Linked DNA regions of Homo sapiens: all the other regions are linked to region 1. Evidence: read pairs that join two places in POLR2A ChIA-PET (ENCODE). Cell type or tissue: Panc1. All regions are shown on one strand. Links, peaks and the distances in the headings refer to the core of each region. The heading gives the core; the rest is flanking DNA. Region 1 overlaps DOCK10 (dedicator of cytokinesis 10). Region 2 overlaps LOC646736 (a long non-coding RNA gene). Region 3 overlaps LOC105373910 (a long non-coding RNA gene).

The links. Peaks named below come from ENCODE experiments on the same cell type or tissue, not always from the same donor. Only the 100,000 strongest peaks of a DNase experiment are listed, where the experiment ranks them.
Region 2: POLR2A ChIA-PET joins it to region 1 with 5 read pairs; 1 of 35 experiments calls an interaction of 5 or more read pairs at or near these places.
Region 3: POLR2A ChIA-PET joins it to region 1 with 5 read pairs; 2 of 35 experiments call an interaction of 5 or more read pairs at or near these places.

Annotation. Positions count from the first base shown.
Region 1 is chr2:224,767,473-224,769,972 of GRCh38, reverse strand. The region is part of intron 55 of DOCK10 (dedicator of cytokinesis 10); the gene reads left to right. Among named protein-coding and RNA genes, the nearest start is that of CCDC195, 52 kb to the right of the region's middle. In Panc1, for the core only: no CTCF peak of the experiment used is centred there; no DNase peak of the experiment used is centred there; H3K27ac peaks cover 623 bases.
Region 2 is chr2:226,166,555-226,175,142 of GRCh38, reverse strand. LOC646736 (a long non-coding RNA gene) reads right to left here. Exons shown (of 7, transcript NR_046102.1): 5 at 328-396. Among named protein-coding and RNA genes, the nearest start is that of MIR5702, 490 kb to the left of the region's middle. In Panc1, for the core only: no CTCF peak of the experiment used is centred there; no DNase peak of the experiment used is centred there; H3K27ac peaks cover 303 bases.
Region 3 is chr2:224,692,380-224,700,967 of GRCh38, reverse strand. LOC105373910 (a long non-coding RNA gene) reads right to left here. Exons shown (of 3, transcript XR_923956.2): 2 at 7,678-7,815. Among named protein-coding and RNA genes, the nearest start is that of CCDC195, 20 kb to the left of the region's middle. In Panc1, for the core only: no CTCF peak of the experiment used is centred there; no DNase peak of the experiment used is centred there; H3K27ac peaks cover 1,487 bases.

The DNA of each region.
Region 1 (2,500 bases), core at 1-2,500:
AACCCTGGGTTTTCTAGACTATGTGAGTCCCATTAAATGCTGAGGAACACTGGGTGGCATTCCCATGAGGGTTTGCTGCCACCCTCCGCCATCCCTAGTTGAGGACCTCACAACCCTGAGGCCATGATGTGGAGTCCACAGTTGAGGGGGTCTCTACACTATACTCACGATGAACCCTAAGACTAGTCATGGCTGTTTACCACCAAGACTGCCTTTACGGAGGCTGGGCCTCCTGCAGATGTGCAGAATTCAGATAAAACTCAACCACCCACCCCACAAGCAAGTCATCCGTGACGTCTGGGATGTGTACAGCATGTTCTGCAAGGCTGCACACAAAATGTGGGCATTCAGTCATCTCAGTACTTTTTGGGTGGCTAAAAATCAACTGGTTGAAAGCCAAGTGTTGCTTCCTGGCCTACTTCCTAGAATCCATACCCCCACACTCTACCTGGACATCTCATCACCCGTGCTCCCCTCCAGGAGTTAGATGTGTTCTCTACAGAAAAACTGAGGAGCAGAACTTGAATTAGTCTCCCAGTAGTGCTTCATACATGGTAGCCACCCACTGAATATGCATTTCCTTTGTTTTCCTTAAATGGCCTGGCACTGTTAATACGACTCACAAACCATGAAGTGTGTTGTATGAATCTGTTTTTTCTAATTGCATTTCCCATCTTGCTTCTTTTCGGTTTTTCCATCTTCTTCCATCCTGATTTTTAACTCTCCATTGTAGCTAGAGAAAGAAATGGTTGACCGAGTTATATTGGAGAAAATGAATTGCCGTAGATAGGATTCCTCGTGGAGGTAGTATTGGTTTAGGCTATTTGAGGGGTGACAGGAATTAAGTACTCAGGAGAGATGACTTGATAGAATGGGGAAAATCATAAATCTGGGAGTGAAATAAAAAGAACAAATGATGGATCTGAAAGTTCGGGAAGGTGGTGAAGGAATGCTTGTCTCCAACTGTAAATCACATCTGACCTAGAAACTTTGGACAAAAATGCTTTTCTCTTTTTTCCTGGCAGCTCTGTCGAGGTCCGTGTTTATACAGCTTCTGTTCCTCTGTGTCTAGTATTTCCCTCAGTACTGTAAGCAAAAGTGGTATGTTTTTCTTTCTTTATGTCTACTCTGTCCTCTGTGGCCTTCTGGTGTACCCCTCTCTTCCTAGCCATTCAGTCTCTCTAGTCACCTCCCTAGTAGCTAGTGCTCTCTAAGTTTTTATTTAATTAGAACAACTCCATTTCCATTTCAAGGTAGGTCAATGGGGGGAAAAGCCTCATGATTTAAACTGAAGTTAACAACACAGCTTTTAAAATGAAAACTCATACTCCAACTTCTAAAGTATATTTGAGCTGATTTGTTTCCAAAACAAAGATATGCTGTACCTAAAACTGCTAAAACAAAAATATAAAGACAAGGACTAGGTGATTAAGGGGAGAGAAAAATCATCTCTTTTCCAGGAAACCTTTGCTAAAAGAAGCAAAACTTGACTCTATGCCTCATGGAAACTGACACAAAGAAAAGAAACTGATGGATTGCACAGGCCTTGTTATAGAAATAGATCTATAAAAAGATCTGTCCACAGGAAATATACACCTTCTCCTGGTTCTGAACTTCAATGGGGATTTGTCACCTAGGTCTCCATCTATAGGAATACCTTCACATACCTATCTATTCATGCACATATTCTGAAAACAGGTACATACAAAATTACAACAAAGGAAAAAAATTCTATTGAACACTTAAAAATAGAAACAGGCCAGGCACGGTGGCTCATGCTGTAATCCCAACAATTTGGGAGGCTGAGGCTGGTGGATCACCTGAGGTCAGGAGTGTGAGACCAGCTTGGCCAACATGGTGAAACCCCGTCACTACTAAAAATACAAAAAAAAATTAGCCTGTGTGGTGGCACACTCCTACAATCCCAGCTACTCGGGAGGCTGAAGCAGGAGAATCGCTTGAACTCAGGAGGCAGAGGTTGCAGTAAACCAAGATCACACCACTGCACTCCAGCCTGGGAGACAAGAGCAAAACTGTGTCTTAAAAAAAAAAAAAGAAACAATTAGAATGGATAGCTACACATCAAAATATAAAAAGGAAATAGAAAAATAGAATTAATTATGTGTAAGCAAACCCAGATTTGGCTGCTGTCTGCTCAATAGCCGAACACTAGAAGTGAGAGTTGATGGGAGGAAAAGCAGGTTTATTCAGAGAGCCAGCAAACATGAAGATGGTGATCCAGCATCCTAAAGTACCATCTTAACTCAGTACACATTGTAGGCTCTTTTTATGTTAAGGGCAGGGAGAAAAGAAGGGGGTTGAAATCAAGAAGTGTCTGATGACCACAGATATCTGGGCATGAGCAAAGGTCTGAGGAGGTTGCAAACTTCTTTGTCCTGGTCAGGTCACAATGCTCCTATAAATCTTTAAAAAAACATAGTCTTTAAAAAAACATAGAAGTTGTCTACATACTTCTTTAATCCCAGGGTTAGTTTTAAAA
Region 2 (8,588 bases), core at 3,161-5,660, 1.4 Mb before region 1:
CCATGATTATGTGAATTGATTAATGTATTGTGTGTTTCTTTGACTATTTTAATTATTAATATATAAATATAAATCAGGCTGCGGAAGACTAGGAGGAAGATTATGTGCTTCCTGATCAAATTATAGCCCCAGCACATGGCACAGTGGCTATAGTAGATATTCAATAAACACTTGTTAAATGAAAGAAGGTAAGGAGAAGGAAGAAAGGAATGAAATACATAGGGAAGGCGAAAAGGAGGGAGTGATCAAAGAAGGCAAGAAGGAACATATACAACTGACGTGTGATTTCTCTGTTGAAACTGACAAGGGTACAATTGCATTATTTACCTTGTTCAATAAAATAAATCTGAAGATTTTCACAAACAATGTTGTGGAGTGAGCATTCCATATTCTTATCTATAATAAACAACAGGGATGAAGTGAACATTTGAGGGAGAACCTTGGTAATGAATTATTAGATAAATTATTTCATGCAGTTTCCATTCACTTTTCAAAAACAAAGAGATTGGATTAGAATCATCCATTCACATTGACATTCATCAATAAAGTTATAGATGACTCAGCAATTATCTAACCCAAAGCCTTAATTGAAGATGCAGCTGTCTGGAAATATTCTCCCCCGCTACTTCCAAAATACCTCCTTTAAATTTGAATTGTGGAATGTTTCTTTATTGGAAAAATAAGAGCTAACATTTATTCAGTGTTGACAATGTGGTGTGAACACCTATTCTAATCACATAGACACACACACATAAAATCCTTTAATTTTCACTAGAACTCAAGATATGATAGATATTATCATAGAGCCCAGTTTTACAGATGAAGAAACTGAAGAATGGAGAGGTTAAGTAACCTGCTTAGTAGAAGCAGAATTCAAGTTCAGACCAACTGACTCCAGAGGCTGTGCTTATATCTACTGTGTCTCATTGTACTTTCTGCTTATATTTTAAGTCTTTATGTGCATGGTTTGTTTTTGCTTCTAGTACAGTGGTTCTCAACTAGGGGATTGTTAGCAAATCTGGAGATATTTTTGAGGTGCAAGAAATGTGGTGGAACATTCTAGAATGCACAGGACAGTGTACCACAACAAAGAATTATCTAGCCAGAGGTTGAGAAACCTTGTTGCAGAGTATTAGACACTAAAGGACAAGAATTATGCCTTACTTACATTTGTATAGCATTTGGAACAGAGTTGGCTGAAAATTAATATTTGTCCATGAAAAACTTAAGTTACCTAGTCTGTTAAAAGGAAGGAGTTTTACATAATAATCAATAAGGTACTACTGAACTCTAACTCAGCAAATTAATGTCTGTGTCCTGGAAACATACAGTTTACCTATTGAGGCCAAGGTACTGGTTTTTCCTGCCTCTTAACTGTATGATGCTATGTTATGAAATTATATAGATTAAAAGCAAAAGAGTATAGGTGAGTATCATTAGAAAAAAAGGTAAGTAAGCATACAAAATATAGTTTTTATTTAATGAATATGAGAAACAGATGGAAAAGTGATATTACTCACCTTAAGAATTTACCAGCTGCAAGGAAAGTATAATTTATACAAAATTTTGGAATGAATGAGTTTTATACCTAACATCATTAGGCTAATGGCACTACAAATCATAACAAAAAGATAAAATTTTAGTTTAACAAAGCTTATTATGAATTGTTCTTGTAAAATTCTTTGTGCTTATATGGCACAAGACAGACTATGGTTCCTTAGTCTACCTCAATCCGGGGCTCAAATTTTTTGGAGTCTAACTTGTCAACAGAGAACCCTTCCCCAGCTCAAAGACAATAGCATCTCCCCTCCTTTTTGTTGACTTTCTGCAGGTAAGGTGCCCTGCTTTGTTGCTCCATGAGAATACTAAAATAAAAGTGCTACATAAAGGATAATTGTTGCAAACTGATAGTGTCTCTCTTTCATGGACTTTCAGAAAACAGGAGCTAAAATACACCTTTGAGCTAGCTCCATAAGGGAGAGAAAGTAGAAAAATGCTCTGACGCAACAATAAGGTACCATCTGATTTAATAGGAGTCAGGGTTCTCGGTAGCCTTCAGCGTCCTGCCGGGACACTTCATGAAACTGAAGAGACTCTCAGGTTCAGAATGTCTTTCTTTTAAAAAATTTAACAGTAGTGTTATCTCAAAAGTCTTGTAGCCTGCTCCATTTTTATGGTATTTTGAATGGAATTCTTCCTATTTTCCTGGAATCTATCAGCCTCAAACCTGTGGGCAAAGTGAGCTGGAAAGTCAGACATTCCACAAACAGGAAACAAACATCTCCAAGCTATTATAACCCAGCCCCAGTGGAGATAAGCAAAACAGCAAAACACCAGCAGAGAGAAGTTTGCTATGAAGTAATAATCACCACAAAAAAAAAATGCAAAAACAAAAACCCCATATTATTAGGAATTGAAGAGCTTGGGATTTTGTTATACTAAGCTAAGATAATCAAATAATGTATTATGCCCTGTCGCTGAAATTCTGAAAATGCTGAGGGCAAAGTAGTCTCTGATCCTGTGGACTGATTGATCCTTCAAAGGACCCTGTGAGGCTGTCATGGGACTTACCTGGACAGCTTTTGCAGTAACCGCTGAATGAAACCACTGAAGCGCCTCTCTAAGGATCTGTAACTCTCTAGTTACAAGGGAGAGTTTCACCTTCAAGCGTCACTGAAAACACAGATTGAATCCCAAGCCCAGGTGGTTGGCTTTTCTTTCAAACTCCCAGGCATGGCATTTTTGTGGGAGTGTACCATTCAGAGTGATTCATTTGTTATATTTCATTATGTTCAGGTCTGTGATTTTTTTTTTTAAATAGTGCTTTTTTCAGATTTTTTGATGGTAGCTCTTTTAAGAGAATTGTTAGCTGGGCACGGTGGCTCATGCCTGTAATCCCAGCACTTTGGGAGGCTGAGGTGGGAGGATCACTTGAGGTCAGGAGTTCGAGACCAGCCTGACCAACACGGTGAAACCCCATTTCTACTAAACAGACCAAAATTAGCTGGGCCTGGTGGTGGGTGCTTGTAATCCCAGCTACTCAGGAGGCTGAGGCAGGAGTATCGCTTGAACCCAGGAGGCAGAGGTTGTGATGAGCTGATACCGTGTCACTGCACTCCAGTCTGGGTGACAGAGTGAGACCCCATTTAAAAAAAAAAAATTGTTGACTATTCCTAGATAGGGACAAAAATTAAATGAAAAATGGCAATACCAATAGACAATAATGCAGCTGTGTAGGGTCACAGTGTCTGTGATTTGTTTCTAATATCGTTATTTTTATGACAATTTTTTTTCTTTTTTTTTTTGAGACAGTCTCCCTCTGTCGCCCATTCAGTGGCATGATCTCAGCTCACTGCAACCTCTGCCCACAAGATTCAAGCAATTCACCTGCCTCAGCCTCCCAAGTATCTCAGCTAATTGTTGTATTTTTAGTAGAGAGGGGGTTTTACCATGTTGTCCAGGTTGGTCTCGACCCCCTGACCTCAAGTGATCTGCCCGCCTCGGCCTCCCAAAGTGCTGGGATTACAGATGTGAGCCACCATGCCTGGCCAATTTTTATGTTAATTCTTAAATTTATTCCTAATGGTGCTTTTTTTCTCAAGGATTTACATGACCTATTGTCTTTAATTATGATTCATTTTATAACCAAAAAATATCTCAAATAAGTTAATGGTCACCATCTTCACTGTCCCGGCCTTAGTACAAAATATACCATCTCTCCTACCCAAGCTACTGCAACAGACTCCGAAACCCTATGTCCACACTGTCTCTTGCCAATCTATTACCCTTGAGGCAGCTATCATGTTTGATTATCTGAGACACTTGTTTTAAACCCTTTATTTTTAAAGACGTTTATTTTCTTTAAGAAGAAATCTAAATTTTTAAGATATGACTGACAATGTTTATCAAGACCTGCCCCTTCTCCAGCCTCATGTTGCATCAACCCCTCATACATCCCCCACCATACCTACAGACTCAGCTCAGCCACTGTGGCCATCTTTCAATTCTTCCAGTTCTCCAAATAGCCTTTGACATGCTCTTGCCTCTATCTAGGATACCCTCCTCCCTGCTCTCTGGCAAACTCACACTTATCTTTCATGTTACAACTTACATGCAACTTCTTCTTAAAAAAAAAAAAAATCTCCCTTAGCTAACTCATCTAAACTGTCTGCACCTCATTATTATCTTCCAAAATACTTTGTATCCCAAGTGCTCCCCAGTGCTTGGTGCATTATGAATACACAGTAAATATTTGTTAAATAAGTTTAAAAATGGTCAAATGTATAAATATGGGACATTATTTTTAATAATGCTGATGGTAAAATTAATGCATTTTTGCACCAGCAGTATAGTGAAAGGTAAAATCTTTTAAATGATTTTTCAACTACCAGGCATTTTAGTCTTTCAGCTTAAAAAATATAATCACAAATTACAAGCTATCAAAGCAATTTCAAACAATCAGCTGGGGGACTTGTCTGCACAAAGCCTATTATGTTTGAGCCCTAGTGCCTCTCTGGATGGAAAAGGATGGAGTGTGTTGGGAGAAGTGTCTGATACTGTGGTGTGGCCATATGGGGCTTGTATGAGACTAGTTGGACACTGAATGTGAGGAGAAAGTGTAGGTTGGGCAGACCTAGCTGTACATAGACAGACATGGGACCAGAAACTATGTGGAAGCCCAAGATTAAACATAAGTATTGTAGCAGAGAATGCCTGTGTTGAGTAAACAAAGACAAAAGGCTAGACAGTATTCAGCAGGTCTGGTTTCCAAGGGTAAAATAAAAGAAGCAGGAGCATTAGCAGGAATGTAGGTCCTCTGCTGCAACCTTGCAACTAGCAGGACCAGCATCAGACTCCAAGGAAGAAACCCTAAACTTTGAGCTACGGAATTTTTGAGCACACGTCCCTTTCCTGATGTGATCAGAAGTTGAGATCAACATTAGATCATTTGGCAGAACTTTGGTTCCAGCCTAATTCCATTGGCTCAGCATGCATGGTTGCAGCAGACCCAGCTCCTACTGTGCTATGATCAGTGGGCTGGAAATAAGCCCAGTGGATATAATTCACATGATATAGTGGATGGATAACTGAATTCATCAGCTCAGAATTCTTCCGGGATTGAGTGTCTTAAACACTTGACTATAGATGGTACCCATGGCACTTTATGAGTGGCTAATCTGCAAGGAATCACTCTTAGACAAAGTACTCCTTCTCTATCAAGTCTTGCCCATCAATAGCCATGCTTTTTTCCCTTGTTCCCTGACACACAATCAGACTTTGTTTCCCAGGCTCCTTGAGGTTAGTTGTGGCTACATTATTGAGTTTTGGCCAAAAGAATGCGGGTAATGGAATATAGATACCATTTCTAGATCTGATTTCCACAAATTCCTGGGTACCCTTTCATCTTTCCCAATATCTGTTGACTGTAGGAGATCTGATGGAATATGCTAAGGCCTTAAAAGGTACAGGAGCCATACAGTTGAAGAATCCTGGCCTTGAAATGACTATACAAAGCTAAGCTCCTTGCTAATACACATTAGATTTGGTATGAGCAAGAAATCAACCTGTGATTTGTTAAATCACTGAGATTTGAGGGATTGTCTATACAGCAGCTAATGTTACATACTCTGAATAATAAGCATATAAAGTAAGAGGCTGGTAGTTGAAGATAAGTAGAGAGCTAAATAGCACATGAAATGCATGAAAGATCAAGGCCCACTTGGCAGATGGGCAGATTCTACTGGACAAAAAAGTGCTATGTCAATGGGTTATTTTTGAGTTTTGTTCACTAAATTATAAAATCAGAGATATATATTTTGCCATTGGAACTCTACTTACTGTATCCTGATCTATTTAATGGATTTGCATGGTAAAGCACCCCTTGCCTTTTCTCTTTCCTTTCCCCACTACCTTGCCAAATATTTTACACATCCCAAAGTCAGTCAACATTAACATTTGCAAATGCTCCTGAGTGAGTACATTCAGCTAACATTGATGAAGCTCCTACTCTGTGCTGTCACTGCTAAGTGCTGAGGCTGAAAATGCAGTAAGACTTGTCTTTATTTAAGGCATCGAGAATCTAGTGTAGGATACAGCTGTTTAAATAACACGAACACTGTGTGCTGTAATTGAGAAGCATACAAGACAACAAAAAAGAACAGCCATCTAGTTAATATCAATTACATCATTAATTTTTTTTTAACATAGAACTTACAACTTTGAATTTATGTTTGTTTTGTTTATTTTATTTTCCCTGACCTTTTTCATTCCATATCCTTAGTGTATTGCCTGGTGATACTCAATAAATATTTGTCGAATAAATAAATGAAAATGGGTCAGTGAACTCTGTTCTTATTCATCTGAAAGAGGAGATCTAACATCAGGTTAGGAATTTGGACTTTATCCTGTAAATGGTGGGGGTTCAAAAGAGTTGTGATTCAGACAGTGAAATGATAAGAGTTTTATTTTGAAAATTTACTCTGAGATCTGAATGGAAGAGATTGCAGACAGTCAAGCTGTAGGCACGATAATTAGAGAATGATCATAATAGATTAGAAAGAAGACTAAACAATGACAGTATCAATGAGAAGAGAGGGAAGTGTAAAGTAATGAGAGTGACTGAGAAATTTAAAAAAATGACAGGGCTAGAGTATCTATTGGATATGGTGAAAAATGTTGGGGAAAGGAGGTAAATGAACCCCAGGTTTTTTGCTTGGATAATTACAGAGACAGGAATTCTGTTTGACAAACATTTTGGAGAAAACAAAATAATCGGTCCAACTTGGACAGTTTGGGCTAAACATAATGGTAGAACATATAGTTTGAGTTGGCAAGAGGCAGGAAAATATACGGACTTGGAACTGAGAAATTAGATAAGAACTAGAGGTAAAAGTTTGTGAATCATCTAAACATAGGTGGTAGTGAAGGATGAAGCAAGGATAAGATCGGCCAGAAAGGGTAAGAATCTTGATCAGAGAAAGACAACAGGTCAAAATCACTAAGGTGCTTTTTAAAATTAGACAAAATCTCCCACCTCCAACTTAGCTTTGCAAATATATGAGCTTCTGTTGCTGTTGCATACTGGGGCCCTCAGTGTACCTGGCTTGAAATACACTTGAGAACCACTGGGCTGAGAATGATACGTGGAGACCAAGAAGAGAACCCTGGCAAAAAACAAAACAATTTTAAGAGTTAGCACACAAAGAGGGGCTCGGGAAGAATATTGGTACCATTGTAAAATGTAAGAGAATACACACAAGCAAGACAAAACCCAGAAAAATGTCCTTAAATCTGTAGGTATTGAAAGTTTCAAGAACCAACAGTGATCAACAGTGTTAACTACTGGTACATCAAGCAACACAAACACTTCAAGGTCCCTATTAAATTTGACAAGTGGCAGGCTCTTTATGATCTTGGTGACAGCATCCAGATTTTATGGTGAACTTACAAGTGAACAGAAAGTGAGGAGCTAGAAAAAACAAATGTTTTTAACTCTTTTTAAAAGGTTGAACTGTGGAAAATGTTAGTGATAAGGCAGTGAAGATCCAAGCATGATGAAAGTATTATTTCATCCTGTTTTTTTCAGGTGAGGCTGAAAGAGATGAAGTTCAGATGAAATAATTTTTTTTTTTAAGATCCATGGGAAAGGGTGATCAGGGATGAGACTGGAGAGTCAAGCCACAGGATAATGGCCCCATGCACATAAAGCCTCACCAAAAAGTCTGGGAACACAATGAAGGATTTTAAAATAGATGTTGAAGAGATCACATTTTTATTTAAGACAAACTACTCTGAAGTATTATGGCGATTGAATTAACTAAAGACGAATGAGAGAAAACTAGCTATAATGCTGTTCTAGTAATATCAGTGAAAAGCGATGAACTACGTCAGTTACGTTAGAGAAGGGTGGCAACTGAAATGAACAAATACTTGGGAATGAAAATCAAAATGAACTTTCGATGGACTGGAGTTAGAAAGTGATGGAGGGAGACATGGTTAGAGAGTTCCCAGGTTTCTAACTTGAGTGATAGGATTGATATGTTACTGTTAATGAAAATAAGAAATAATGGAGGAGAAGCCAAACTGGAGGAAATATCATTGATTCAGGGTGAGATATGTTGAAATTGTGGTTCAAAACATCTTTGCAAGTGGATATTCAAGAAGATATGTGGTAGGAGCTCAATAGAGAGTGCTGGAATAGTTATGTATATTGGAGATTGCTTGATAAATTGTCCTGTAATAAATCAGGGCTGTAGATAAGATACATCTAGAGTGAAAAGAAAAGCAGATATCGGATCACACATATGGGAAATTTATTTGAAGGGCAGTCAAAGGAAGAGGCATCCATAAAGAAGACTGGAATACTATGATCAGAGAGTTAGGAAAAAAAAAGAAAAAGAAAAAACTAAGAGATACAAGAACCACAGAGTTTAAGACTCAGTGTACCTGACAGTCAGTTGGTAGCCAACGAGTGTTAAGTTCACTTCACTTGGTGATATAAAGTGGGACTGAAAAGGACCAATAAGACCAGGAAGATCAAGTTAGAGATGAGTTCAGAAATGTCCATTTGGCACAATTGATTACTGGAT
Region 3 (8,588 bases), core at 2,618-5,117, 72 kb after region 1:
GAAAGTTACACTTTGGAAAATGAAAAAGGGAAGAGGAAGTCTGAGGATGGGAAAAGAGAATAAGAGGGTCGTATAAGAAGTGACATCTACGTGGATAAAAAGGCTAAAGTTCCACATCTTCACGAAAATGTAGCCTAACCCAGAGTCAAGACATATTTGCCACAGAACTAAAACATAATGTTAGAAAGTATGAGCATATTTTGTTTTAAAACTTTTTTCAAAATATATTTTTGTCTACTTTATGGTTTTCACTTGTACAGTTATCTTGCAAGGAAAACAATACATAAACAAAAACAATCACTCTGGCAGATTTTTCTTCTTCTTCTTTTTTTTTTTTTTTTTGAGACAGTCTCACGCTATCACCCAGACTGGAGTGCAGTGGCACAATCTCAGCTCACTGCAACCTCCGCCTCCCAGGTTCAAGTGATTCTCCTGCCTCAGCCTCCCAAGTAGCTGGGGTTACAGGTGCCCACTACCACACCCAGCTAATTTTTGTATTTTTAGTGGGGTTTTGCCATGTTGGCCAGGCTAGTTTAGAACTCCTGACCTCAGGTGAACCACCGACCTCGGCCTCCCAAAGTGCTGGGATTACCGGCATGAGCCACCATGCCCAGCTGATTTTTCTTCCTTTTGATGGGGAAAGGAGATTCCAAAATCAAAAAATCATAAAATATTCCTGCAAAATTCTAGTTCCAGGCCATAATTTCATAGACTAAGAATAGCTCACGGTGGTTGTGCCACTAACTTGACATGGTTAGTTTGTAGCACAGCCAAAACTGGAGCTTATATTTCCTGATTCCTTCTGTAAGAGTTCCATGCTGTCCCCTAAATGTATGACACTAAGTGAGTTATCAAATTTAAATGTTTGTAATTTGAGGCATTCTCAAAAGTGAAGATGATCTCAATGTTCTCAGTGTTTGGGGTGGTTGTATTCGTTTGTTTTCACATTGCTATAAAGAAATACCTGACTATGTAATTTATAAAGGAAAGAGGTTTAATTGACTCACAGTTCCACATGGCTGGGGAGGCCTCAGGCAACCTACAATCATGGCAGAAGGTGAAGGGGAAGCAAAGACCTTCTTCACATGGCGGCAGGAGAGAAAAGTGAAGGAGGAACTTCCAAACACTTATAAAACCATCAGCTCTCAAGAGAACTCACTCACTATCATGAGAACAACAGAGGGGAAACTGCCCCCATGATCCAATCACTGCCCTCCTTCAACTAGTGGGAATTACAGGTCCCTCCCTTGACACGTGGGGATTATAATTCGAGATGAGATTCGGGTGGGGACACAGAGCCAAACCATATCAGGGGTATTTAAAGATCAAATAAGATCATGAAGGTCAATATGTTGCATAAAGCACTAAATAAATGCAAGATACTGTTATTTTGTTCCATTCAAAACATAGACTCCCAACATATGCCTAATTTAAGTCAAGGTGTTAAACTGATAAAATTTAGATATGAAATTTCTAGCTGTTGTTTTTTTCTAGCTTTTGATTTTCTCTAGGTTGAACTGAAGAGTGATCAGCTAATAGTTGGACAGCAAGACACTTCCCTAGTGCTGGGTCAAGAGCTTCACCTGTAAAGAAGAGTAAGATAGAAAAGAAAAAGACAAAGAAGAAGGGGGAGGAAGACTCCATGATGAACTCTTGATGGTCAAAAACACTACCAATAATGGTACAAATTAATAATCCTGTGGGAGATGAAAACTAGGGGTTAGCAAATACATCCAACTATTTATTGTCAAGTACAACACTGTCTGCCACCGCTATCTGCTTTCATAAATATGGCCTCCAGCAAATTTCCTTGAACAAATGAGCATACTGATACAAAGGAAGCCTAAACAATGTGTTCAGGACTAACTGGCAAGCTCTGGCAATTTTTCTAGCACCCCAGTTCTGTCTGTTCTCATTGCCTTGAGCTACAGCTGCTCTCTACAGTTAGAACCTACAATAAACTTAACCAGAGACAGCTGTGTACAGGGAAAATGTGAAACATAATGGAGTTCATTTTATTTCTAGGTCCAAATTCTAGTTTATCCTCTAGAAAATAAATCTTTGTAACCTCTAAGAATCCTGGAAGGCACAAACATTGAGCTTGATAGTTTTAGCCACCAAAATTAAAGGCAAAATACAGTAGTACCTGCTGATTATGGAAAACACCATTCACAGAACTTAAAGGACAATAAAACCATCTGGGGAAGAAAAGGTATGTTATTCCAGTCAACAATCTTCAATCATATTCCTTTCTCAAGAGACTTGAGTTCTGCCACCTGCTGCAATACTTAATTTTTAAATATCAATGCAGGAGAATGTTCATTTAATCAAGCTATGTTTTTAAAAGCATATTAACAGCATTTGGAATGACCTGGATGAGATTAGAGACTATTATTCTAAGTGAAGTAACTCAGGAATGGAAATCCAAACATCATATGTTCTCACTGATATGTGGGAGCTAAGCTATGAGGACACAAAGGCATAAGAATGATAAAATAGACTTTAGGGACTTGGGGGGAAGAGTGGGAGGAGGCAAGGGACAAAAGACAACAAATATGGTGCAGTGTACACTGCTCGGGTGATGGGTGCACCAGGATGTCACAAATCTCCACTAAAGAGCTTACTCATGTAACCAAATACCACCTGTACCCCAATAACTTATGGAAAAATAAAATTTTTCAAAAAGCATATATAGTTGGAGAATATGCTTTTTCATACAAGAATGAATAAAAGACCTGTTTTGGCTTTTTTTATTGTTTCTATCTTTAACATTAGTGCTGCCAGACAGTCAAAATATTTCATGACTACAATCATCTGCTAACAATTCCTTTTCTAAAAAGTGACACAAGAAAGACTGAGTTAATCCAATCTCATACATACACATTTAATAGTTTGGCATGATTAAAACTACCTTAAAAATTGAACTGGAAACCCCATTCACCCTCAACTCAGAGAAAGATTAAACTTGTTCCCATCTGGGTTTTCCTAAAAGGTAATTCTCTGTGGAAGTCAGATTTTCAGTCAGGAAATAGCAGCTCTTTCTTCCTTTTTCTTTCACTAGAATATCTCCTCTTTCAGTCACTTCAGAATTCTTATACTGGGTATGTTTCTATCTAAGAACCAATGAAAAGTCTGTACCTAACAATGCTAAATTCATCCTGTCATTTGCTCAATGCCCTTTTGGGAAAACCACGTACACATTCACTTTTGTTAAGAGCATCCCAAGAAACAGAGCAACCCTCTTCTTTAAGGAACACAGTTATCACTCATGGTTTCACTCATTCATGAAGATTGTCCCCAGTTCTACTCAGAATTAATTCTCAAGCCCACACACTTCTTTCTTCCTCTTCTTCCCTGGCCTTGAGGAGTTTTAATTTATACACAGTTACCTCCAACCAGGAACTCACTGCTGATGGAAAGATGACGGAACAACCAAGACTTGCTAAGAAGGAGAAAACTTCACTCTCCAAAATATCCAGAAGACCCTTTGATTTTGAAGCACATTTTGTCCAACAAATCCAGTTATTTAATATAAAAGAGCATTCAGCATTGCAGAGTAGGAAGGTGAGTAAATAACCCAGAAGCAGATAAGTCTTTGGTTCAGTTGTTACACCATTTAATATACTAGAAAGTGTAATTTGCTCAATGGCTCATGGTCACATGTAACAGTTAAATGGGCACACAAGAAGTAAACGAATCACTCCCTTCTTAATTACATCATCTTATCTACTATGTGGATGATATTACACTGTCCACCCAAACTGTGACCCTTTTCATCTCTGCCATGACCTTTAGTTATAGGCCTGACTGGATTAATTATGTGAGAACTTGTCACTACATCATCACACATAGAATCTTCTTTTTCTCTTTTTTTTTCTTTTTTTTTTTTTTTTTGAGACGGAGTCTCGCTCTATCGCCCAGGCTGGAGTGCAGTGGCACGATCTCGGCTCACTGCAAGCTCTGCTTCCTGGGTTCACACCATTCTCCTGCCTCAGCCTCCTGAGTAACTGGGACTACAGGCTCCTGCCACTACGCCCAGCTAATTTTTTGTATTTTTTTTTTTTTTTTTTTTTAGTAGAGACAGGGTTTCACTGTGTTAGCCAGATGGTCTCCATCTCCTGACCTCGTGGTCCACCCACCTCGGCCGCCCAAAGTGCTGGGATTACAGGCATGAGCCACCGTGCTCGGCCCTTTTTCTGTTAGAACAGGAACTCCCCTCATATCAAATCTGCTCTCTGAAACCAACTAATTCAAGTGTTCCTCCCAAATACTTGCTCCTTCCCTTCCACAAGTGCTTTACACTTTTAGAGCTGCATTGATGATTAGTCCAAATCCCAAGAATTTAGCATTTAAAGAACCTCTTCAAGAAACTCTTCTAAGAAAAACTAGCTCTCTGAACACTGGAGCTCCATGACCAGAAAGTACCTCAACCCTCCCAGCTTTCTCTTCTCAATCTCTGAAACTTCACATAAAGCTGCGGTTCTCAATCTTGGCTGCAAAATAAAACAAATTGGGGAGAACTAAAAAAATCCCACTGCCCAGGCTGTAACCAAGACAACTTACATCAGCATCCCTTGGGGTGGAGCTTGGCATCAGTGTCCTTTAAAGTTCCCCTTCACCCACTATGATGCCAATGTACACGCAGGCTGAGAATCACTCTTGTAAAGCTGAGGGGTTACTAACATCAGCCCTGCTTGTTATCCATCTTAAAGCAGGAAGTGCATAGGCCTTGAAATCAGACGGTCCTGGGCTCTAACACCTACACACCCATGTGACCTTAAGCAACATGACCTGGCCTCTTTAAGTCTCGCCCTCTCATCTGTTAAGAGGAGATATACTGACATTCTCTGACATAAAAATTTAATGAGGTAAATGATGCAAAGCACTTACTATGATATACTTAGTTCCCAGTAAGCACTCAAGAAATAGTAGTAATAGTCCAGGCGTGGTGGTTCACGCCTGTAATCCCAGCACTTTGGGAGGCCAAGGCGGGCAGATCACGAGGTCAGGAGATTGAGACCATCCTGGCTAACACGGTGAAACCCTGTCTCTACTAAAAATACAAAAAATTAGCCAGGTATGGTAGCACACACCTATAGTCCCAGCTACTCGGGAGGCTGAGGCAGGAGAATCGCTTGAACCTGGGAGGCAGAGGTTGCAGTGAGCCAGGATCGCACCATTGCACTCCAGCCTGGGCGACAGAGCGAGACTCCGTCCCAAAAAAAAAAAAGGAAAAAGAAAAGAAATAGTAGTAGTAGTAGTAGTAGTAGTAGTAGTAGTAGCAGTAGTAGTAATAGTAATAGTAGCAGTAGTAGTAATAGTATTAGTAGTAGTAATAGTAGTAGTAGTAGTAGAAGCAGTAGTATTAACATTGTATATAAGACATGGTTTTTGCCTTCAAAGAAAATTAAAGTGGGCGTTCATTTTGATCCCACATCCTGCAAGGGAGTTAGTGGCAGAACTTGTCCCAGAAACCCCATGTCCTGACTCATGGTCCGATGCCCTTCCCGTGGCATCACACTTCGGCCCTCAGTGAATTCAGCCCTCGTGTTACTGTTCAGTGGCTGCAGAAGATGTATGCAGTACATGAGAATGAACATGGCCCCAAAGTTCCTTCCCATAAGAAATATTGTTATAAATTTATGCTGTAAATATAACACTTAAGAATTTATTTTTGTGTTTGTTTGTTTGAAGACTGGAGCAACTTCAAAAGGTTTCAATTAACTCCAAGCCATTTCTCATCAGTTGCATTCCTACTGCAAAGGACCTCCCCAAGACAGCAGTGTCAATTATAGAGCCACTGAACTGCAGTGGAAATCTTGGTAGAGTAGCAACCACCCTTGTGAAGATTTCCAACCCAATCCCTACACATGCTCCCCCATGCTGGCGAACCATGGCATCATTTTGCTGCTGCCAGGGCCCAGAGCAAAACTGTGTAATTAACTGAATAAGCTGATAAATTGAACAGGTTAATGAAATCTATATTAGAGAACAAAAATTACTCTGAGAAAGTATTGCTTATTGGCAAATAAGTATATTTGGTCATTTTAGAAGGAGGTTTGCATTCAGAGCTTTCCAAAGAAGATTACAGGCCTTTAAAGCAACGGGTATTTTCATAACTACTCACTGATAAGTACTTGGACTGAATTTTGCTTGGAATCCTATGACTCTTTATGCAAGATTCTTTATTAACTGTGTCTTCAAATACTCAATATACCTCTTCTCAAAAAACACTCCAGTTAGATTACCCTGTATGCCAACTCTTATCTTTATCAAACGTGACAAGAATAGTCAGAGATTCAAAGGTCACTTGCCTGTTCAACATTATGTCTCAACATCTATACAACCCTTTGCAATGTCTCCTTTAGTTATCCTGATTTGCAGTTCAATATAAAGAATGGAGGACACACGGGACAAAATATATTCTACTGTTATGATAAAGTGTTACTTATTACTGTAAATAAACACAACGCCCATTCCCCCTTCCTGACTGGTGACACGTGAGATGTGATGCTTGGAACCAGGCAGCAATCATGTCACCATGAGGAAATTAGTCTGAAAACAAAAGCAAAAACCACACTGAGGATGTCAAAGAGAAAACTGTTAAAGAACCTGGGATTTTAAATATGTCATTGAGCTGCTGAATTCACTAACCCATAAAAACATCCTACCTCCTACCATCACTCTGATGTTCTCTGGGAAATCTTCATCAGTTTTCTGTTGTTGTTACAACAAATCACCACAAACTTAGTGGCATAAAGCCATACATATGTGTTATCTTACAGTTCTGGAGGCCAGATGTCCTGAAATCAAGGTGTCTTCAGGGCTGTGTTGCTTCTGGAAGCTTCAGGAGAGAATCTGTTTCCTTGCCCTTGCCAGCTTCTAAAGGCTGCCTGCGGTCCTTGGCTCATGGCTCCTACCTCTATCTTTAAGCCAGCAACATAACATCTTCAAATCTCAATCTCTATCTCTCTCTCTCTCACACACACACACACACACACACACATACACACACAAACACACACACACACACACACACACGCTTCCATCATTACATCTTCTCTGACTCTGACTCCTTTATCTCCCTCTTTGACTTACAAGGATCTTTGTGATTGCATCAGGCCCACTCAGATCACCCAGGATAGTCTTCCCATCTCAAGAGCCTTAGCTTGATCACATTTGTAAAATTCTCTTGCCTTGGAAGGTGACATAGACACAGGTTTCAGGGATTAGGACATGGACACCTTTGAGTGGGGAAGGGGGATCAATATTCAGCCTTCCAGAGATATCGAGGCAGGGTGGATTTCTTCAGATTGTATCGTGACAGAGAGCAAATATTGATGTCTCTTCCATGTGAATGAAAATTGTTCCTGGTCTTCATCATGACAGAGATACAGTCTTTTGTAATTGGGCTGCAAAGAAATGCATTTGCCAAATCCATGACCACTTATCAGAAACTTGAGGTCAAATTATTTAATAATTTGTTCCGGCAAAAATACCTTATCTTACTTTCTGTCATTTATAGCTATCCTCCAGGATCCCTTGACTTTCTTTGGGGTCTATGTTGGTGAACTGAATGGAGACATGATGGGGACCACCAGCTCCATATCCATTGTATCCTTAAGGGTGGCTCTAATCTCTCTGTGCCTCCTAGGATGAAATGTTATTTTTACTTACGATCTTGTCCAGGGATTGAGAGAGAGTTTCAGAGGCTCCTACTTGAATAGGATAGATATAACTCAGATCAAGGAGCCAGTATGAGGGCACAGTTGAAGGAAAGAAGACAGGAATGTGTGGGTGATATTAGACTTCTCCCTGTAAAGAGAAAAATAAAATGTAGAATCTTTGTGAGAAAAGAGTGTTTATAGTAAATACAGAAGTCTCACATGTGAAAAGAAATAATCTCAATAGAGCTATTTTTTAATACTAGAAAAGACAGCTCATGTCTAAAAAAATAGAACATCAATAATTCCAGAAGAAAAAACAATAAGCAAGTTTAAAGTTTATCATAACAAAGAAAACTGCAGCTACTTTACTTGAGGTAAGTTTAAAGTTTATCAGAGCAGAAAAAGCCACAGCTACTTTACCTAAATGCAACTATGGGGAAGAAAAGGGGGAAAAAACATGCAAGTGTAAGGGTATAGGAAGAAGGAAAATTACCTGACTTTTTCTGTACTTTTATTTACCCTACTTTTATTTTCACAGGACTCAAATCATGTATTTAAAAAGACTCACACATTCGGTACCCATCATAGTATAACAGCTAAGATGATTAGCATGCTCGGTTCCAGCGTCCAGTCATATTGCACCACAGAAAGCTCTATAGTGGATCAATTGCTGCTGTGCAGTCCCTAATATTTGGTCTTTATTGAAGTTTATTGATAAAGCTGGCGCACTCTTTATTTTTTTTATTTTTTATTTCCACAGGTTTTTGGGGAACAGGTGGTGTTTGGTTACATGAGTAACTTCTTTAATGGTGATTTCTGAATTTTGGTACACCTATCACCCAAGAAGTATACACTGAATCCAATTTGTAGTTTTTTATCCCTCACCTGCTTCCCACCCTTTCCTCCTGAGTCCCCAAAGTC